2 separate regions of the Homo sapiens genome follow, and region 1 is linked to region 2. The links are chromatin loops, found by intact Hi-C in ENCODE. Cell type or tissue: prostate gland. All regions are shown on one strand. Each heading gives the region's core, and the rest is flanking DNA. Links, peaks and the distances in the headings are about the cores only.

Region 1 (2,914 bases), core at 149-2,648, 150 kb before region 2:
ATTGGTCACCAACTAATGATGTTGTAATCAATCATGTCCATGTAATGAAGTCTCCAGAAAAACCAAGAAGGACTGAATTTAGGGAGCTTCCAGAGAGCTGAACACATGAAGGCTCTTGGGGGATGGTGGCCCAGAGGCTCTGAGCTCTTCCTGCATTGCCTTGCCCTGTGCATCTCTCCACCTGGCTGTTCATCTGTAGCCTTTGTAACATCCTTTAAAATAAATAAGTAAACATAAGTAAAGTGTTTCCCTGGGTCCTGCGAATCACTCTAGCAAATTAGTCAAACCCAAGGAGGGAGTGTTGGGAACCCTGACTTGTAAAATCTATAGCTGGTCCATCGGAAGCTCAGGCCATAACTTGGGCTTGCGATTGGCATCTGCAGTGGGGGCAGTCCTGTGGGACTGAGCCCTCAACCTGTGGGATTAGATGCTTTCTCCAGGTAGATAGGATCAGACTTGAATTGAATTATAGAACACTGGGCTGCTGTCCACTGCAGAACTGATTTTTGTTTTGTGCGGGGAAAAAACTCTATACATCTGGTGTCAGAATTGCATTGAATAGTGAGTGAGAGTAGGGAAAACACTGTTTTTTTCCTATCTTTTGGCGCTCAACATTACATTCTGATGTCCACCTTTTTAAGGTGTTTTGGTTTTAATAAAAAGAGAGCAGCCAGGTGCGGTGGCTCACACCTGTAATCCCAGCACTTTGGGAGGCCAAGGCGGGTGGATCACTTGAGGTCAGGAGTTCAAGACTAGCCTGGCCAACATGGTGAAACCCCATCTCTACTAACAATACAAAAATTTGCTGGGCGTGGTGGCAGGTGCCTGTAATCCCAGCTACTTGGGAGGCGGAGGCAGGAGAATCACTTGAACCTGGGAGGTGGAGGTTGCAGTGAGCCGAGATTTTGCCACTGCACTCCAGCTTGGGCAACAGAGCAAGAGTCTGTCTCAAAACCATAAAAATAAAAATAAAAGAATAAAAAGAGAGCAAGGGAGGAGAATAATAAGAAACATTAGAAGAGACATACCTTCATGAGGTGCTATGGACTGAATACTTGTGTCCTGTCCCCTGCCCCAGAATTCAAGTGTTGAAATTCTAACCCCCAGTGTGATGGTGTTAGGAGGTGGGGCCTTTGAAGGTGATTAGGTCATGAGGGTGGAGCCTTCATGAATGGGGTTAATGCCCTTATAAAAGGGACCCCAGAGAACTCTCTTGCCCTCTTTCTGTCATATGAGGAGACAAAGAGAAGATGGCTGTTGTATTAGTCCATTCTCAAGTTGCTGATAAAGACATACCCAAGACTGGTTAATTTATAAAGGAAAGAGGTTTAATTGACTCATGTTCAGCATGGCTGGGGAGGCCTTAGGAGACTTACAATCATGGTGGGAGGGAAAGCAAACACATCCTTCTTCACATGGTGGCAGGAAGAAGAACTGCCAAGCAAAGGCAGAAAAGCCTCTTATAAAGCCATCAGATCTCATGAGAACTCACTCACTATCATGAGAACAGCATGGGGGTAACTGCCCCCATGATTCAATTACCTCCCACAGTGTCCCTCCCATGACATGTGGGGATTATGGGAACTACAATTCAAGATGAGATTTGGGTGGGGACACAGCCAAATCATATCAGCTGTCTACAACCCAGAAGAGAGCCCCATGTTGGTGCCCTGATCTCAGACTTCTACCCTCTAGCACTGTGGGAAATAGATTTATGTTGTTTGTAAGCCATCCAGTTTATGGTACTTTGTTATAACAGCCCAAACCTAATAAAACATGGAGTTACCTTCTAGTCAAGTTAGGAATCCTTGACTCAGGTCAAACTTGGCCACCCTCACACAGTAGGTACTTTACAGATCTTTGTGAGGGTTAGCATAATGATGAAATGTTAGGCCATTCTGTCACAGACGTGTCCTGTGAAGCAGTCCAGAGCTGTTCTGGTCAGCCCAGCCTTGGCACTTTTTCTCGGCACTCAGCAATCAGAACTCACTCAGTCAGGGCCACAGCCTCACTCAATCTCCATAACAGTAATGTGAGGTGGGCACTGTGTTGAACAGAGTTTCTAACTTACAATTACTTAAATAATATAGATATTTATCACCAAACTTAACAAGAAGCGTGGTGGTAAGGGATTCCACAATTGTGTCAGCAGTTCAACAATGTGTTGGTGTCTCTGAGACTCTTCAGGTCACTCACTGTGGCAAGATGACCCCTGCAGGGTTGAGCATCGCACTCGCATGTGAAAACATCCATCTCCCAGGCAAAAGCTGGCCTCCTCTTCCAGCTCACTGGCCAAATCAGGTCACATAACACCCTGGACGAACACCTGGCTGAGGGAGGAAATTGCTGCAAGGATTCAGGGCAGGCATGATTCATTGCCACAAAGGACCCAGCTCTGAGGGCAAGGGAGGACCATGGCTACCCCAGAGCACCTGTCCACAGGGCCTGCCGCAGGCGTGTTCTCAACATATGCACAGGTTAGTGTGGCTAACAGGGGCAGAGAGGTATGGACACGCAGCCTCGATGCATGGGGGAAGATATAGAGCAACTCTGCTGTGTTGTTTGAGACAATCTTGAAAGATAAGTAGAAGTCTGTCAGGAGGATGTGGAGGGTGTGTGTGTGTATGCATGCACATGTGTGTGGTGTGTAGAAAGAAAGTAAAGGGAGAGGTGATCTAAGCAGAAGGACCTGCTTGTGCAAAGTCATGGCTGCATTCATTTATTACAAGCATGCATGGAGTGGAGTGGCAGAAGGTGAAGCCGAACAGGTGTGTCAAGGCCAAATGATGAAGGGTCTTCCAGATGAGATAGGGGAGGGCTGGGAGCAAACAAAAGGAGACACAGAAGGTTACCTTATCTGTTACCTAGTGCCTACTATGGGCTGCTGCAGGTAGCTGTGTTTCTCACTTAATCC
Region 2 (2,914 bases), core at 325-2,824:
TGGCCACTAAAGATGAATAGGCCCCAGCCTTGAGGCTCGGGACTGGCCACGAGGCAGCTGCAGAAGAGCACTAACCTGGACACAGCCAGAGAGGTGCACAGGGACAGCCGCTTCTGAGAATTTCACTCCACACGTGACGGCCAGAGGAAAGGGAGAATTGATGTGGCAGGTCCTGAGCTGGGACATGAGAAGCCATGGCCAGGTCAGTCTTCCACGACTCTTCTTGTGCCAGTACCTTGTGGAACTGATATAATTCTGGATGTATGAGCAGTTTTCATACAACACTCTCCCTAAAGCATCGTAATACCTGGGACGGAGAAGGGCTTTTCGAAGGCTACTCTGCCTATGTGCCAACTCTGCCCTACTCTCTTGCTGATGCTAAGAACCAGTGTAGGGGAGAAAAGGTAACATCTTTTCCTCACCCATTTCTAGGCTCATGGCTGAGGCCCCTGTAACAAAAGATAGCGCAACAAGAAAAAAGCATACAAATTGATTTAGTGTAAGTTTTATGCGACACAGAAGTCTTCAGCAAGGAAGACCCCCGAAGGAAGGTCTTTTATGTTAGGTTTGATGCAGAGTGGACAACAATGGATAAGTGTAATTGGACAAAGGGGCATGATCTAATGGTCATAAATTTTTTTTCTTTTTTTGTTGAGACAGAGTCTTACTCTGTCACCCAGGCTGGAGTGCAGTGGCATGATCTTGATTCACTGCAACCTCCACCTCCTAGGTTCAAGTGATTCTCCTGCTTCAGCCTACCAAGGAGCTCGAATTATAGGCGCGTGCCATGGCACCCAGCTAATTTTTGTATTTTTAATAGAAATGGGGTTTCACAGTGTTAGCCAGGCTGGTCTCGAATTCCTGACCTCAGTTGATCCACCCATCTCGGCCTCCCAAAGTGCTGGGATTATAGGCGTGAGCCACCCTACTAATGGTTATTAATTGAGGAGAACTAGTCAGGCCTACTTGCTCAGATTCTTCTATGTGTCCCCGAGTTTTCAGATAGGGACATTCCTTTCCTCCAGGTGTGGAGGGGGGGTACCATCACAAGAGGGTCTTATTACTTCCTTTAGTCATTGATGGCATGCTTCAGGGGAGAAGAGTAGGAGAAGGTCAGAGAGAACTGTGTCTGCTGCTTTCTTAAATGCCAAGGTGCCGTATTTTGCATAGCATGTCCTGAACCCAATCACTAGCCGTGCAGTGATGACTCCATTGAAATTCAGGTGGTGTGAAGTCCTCTAGGAGCCCCATTAGAATTAAACAGATTGTTCAGATTCTTTAGAATTAGAGGGACCCTGACAGATACGTGTGTCTGCCCAAACACACACATGTGGAAAAGAACAGAGCTAGAAAGGCCTCCGAGAGGAGATGGTATTTGAGCTGCAGCTTGTAGCAAAAGTCGAACTGTTCCAGTCAGACAAGAGAGGGGATCGAAACAAACTCTGAAGCCAAGAGCACCAAGGAGGGTTATCAGGTAGGTGTGGAGCAGACTTTTGCTCCTCCGCAGAGGTCCTGCTTTTGTGTACAAACTTCAGCTTGCGAGCTTAGAGCAGAGAGGAACTTGGGAACATTCAGTCCAGACGTCTTTTTATAGATAAGGAAGCTGGGGCTCAGAGAAGGTCAAACAGATTGTCTAAGCACAATTACTTTGCTGCTGAAGGAGAGAAGCATTTTGTTCCACAAAGCCCTAATATGCATGGGATGAACACAACCTAACATACATCTTGCTTGACACCTGTGATGTTTGGCCCACATACAGCACCTCACTTGGTGTTGTATCTGTATGGAAATAAATGGCCTGTTAGGCTGAAATGATCTATGGACGACCTTCAGGGCTTTGGAGATGGTCTCTTTCAGGGCAGGTCACTTTAAAACCAATAATATGGAAGCAGGGAAGATGCCTCTGGTGGCTAAGGAAGTCTGTCTCCTGCATTTTTATGCTGGGCACTTTTCATTAGATAAGTAAGTATATGTCAGAAAAACGTGAAAAAAAACCCATCTGTGTCTATAACTAATTAAAAAGATGTGTGATCAACAAACACCCTCTTCTCCTACAACCAGGGAACAAACAGCTCATTACTTTCCTTAAAAGCCATCCTGGAAACCTTTCCCGGGGAAAATGCGCTGAGCATTGATTATCTATCTACACCCATCATAGCCACACGGCACATTATTCCATTTGTTGGGAGACCTTACTTTACCGGTTGCAGACCAAGTTTCCAGAGTAGAAAGCATGGTCTTAGTCTCACCCCAACTAATGGTTCTTCAGAGGTCTCCCAAAACTCCTGCCGCCTCTTCTGCACGTTAATGAAAATAAATGGCACCAATCTCAATGTTCTTTGCCTCAGACCAAATGGGGCCAGGAGCTTAGAAGCAAGAAGCTGAGGCATCAGCAGGGTACTCCCAGGACAGGGCTTCCTTTGGCTGTGATCATTACGTGATTCCCTGACAGGCTGCTGTTTTCGTCGACGGTGTCCGTAACTCACTGACTGAAATCTTTGACCTCTGTAGTACAGATGGGATCCATTTGCTGCCAGTAATGATGTGTGACCTCTTGGTGAAGGCAGGGGAAGAAAAGAAGCTGAAGAGATCTTCAATATTTTTGAGAATGCATTACAGGGATTCAAGAGTGTCAAAAAGAGACATGGGTGATGAGGAAAGGAATAAACTACTCGCTTTTTTTTTTTTTTTTTTTTTTTTTTTTTTTTTTTTTTTGAGACGGAGTCTTGCTCTGTCGCCCAGGCTGGAGTGCAATGTCGTGATCTTGGCTCACTGCAACCTCCACCTCCCAGGTTCAAGCGATTCTCCTGCCTCAGCCTCCCAAGTTGCTGGGACTACAGGCGCCCACCAACACGCCCAGCTAATTTTTGTATTTTTAGTAGAGACGGGGTTTCTCCATGTTGGCCAGGCTGGT

Evidence for each region. A loop is a pair of places that touch in the nucleus more often than their neighbours do. Peaks named below come from ENCODE experiments on the same cell type or tissue, not always from the same donor. Only the 100,000 strongest peaks of a DNase experiment are listed, where the experiment ranks them.
Region 1: a loop joins it to region 2, with 2.3 times the contacts of the local background. A loop is called at or near these places in 4 of 110 quality-filtered maps.

Annotation. Positions count from the first base shown.
Region 1 is chr13:30,093,746-30,096,659 of GRCh38, reverse strand. No RefSeq gene overlaps it. Among named protein-coding and RNA genes, the nearest start is that of LINC00365, 14 kb to the left of the region's middle. In prostate gland, for the core only: no CTCF peak of the experiment used is centred there; no DNase peak of the experiment used is centred there.
Region 2 is chr13:29,944,933-29,947,846 of GRCh38, reverse strand. LINC00544 (long intergenic non-protein coding RNA 544) reads right to left here. Exons shown (of 5, transcript NR_033889.1): 4 at 76-244. Among named protein-coding and RNA genes, the nearest start is that of LINC00544, 9.9 kb to the right of the region's middle. In prostate gland, for the core only: no CTCF peak of the experiment used is centred there; a DNase peak (open chromatin) is centred at 1,573.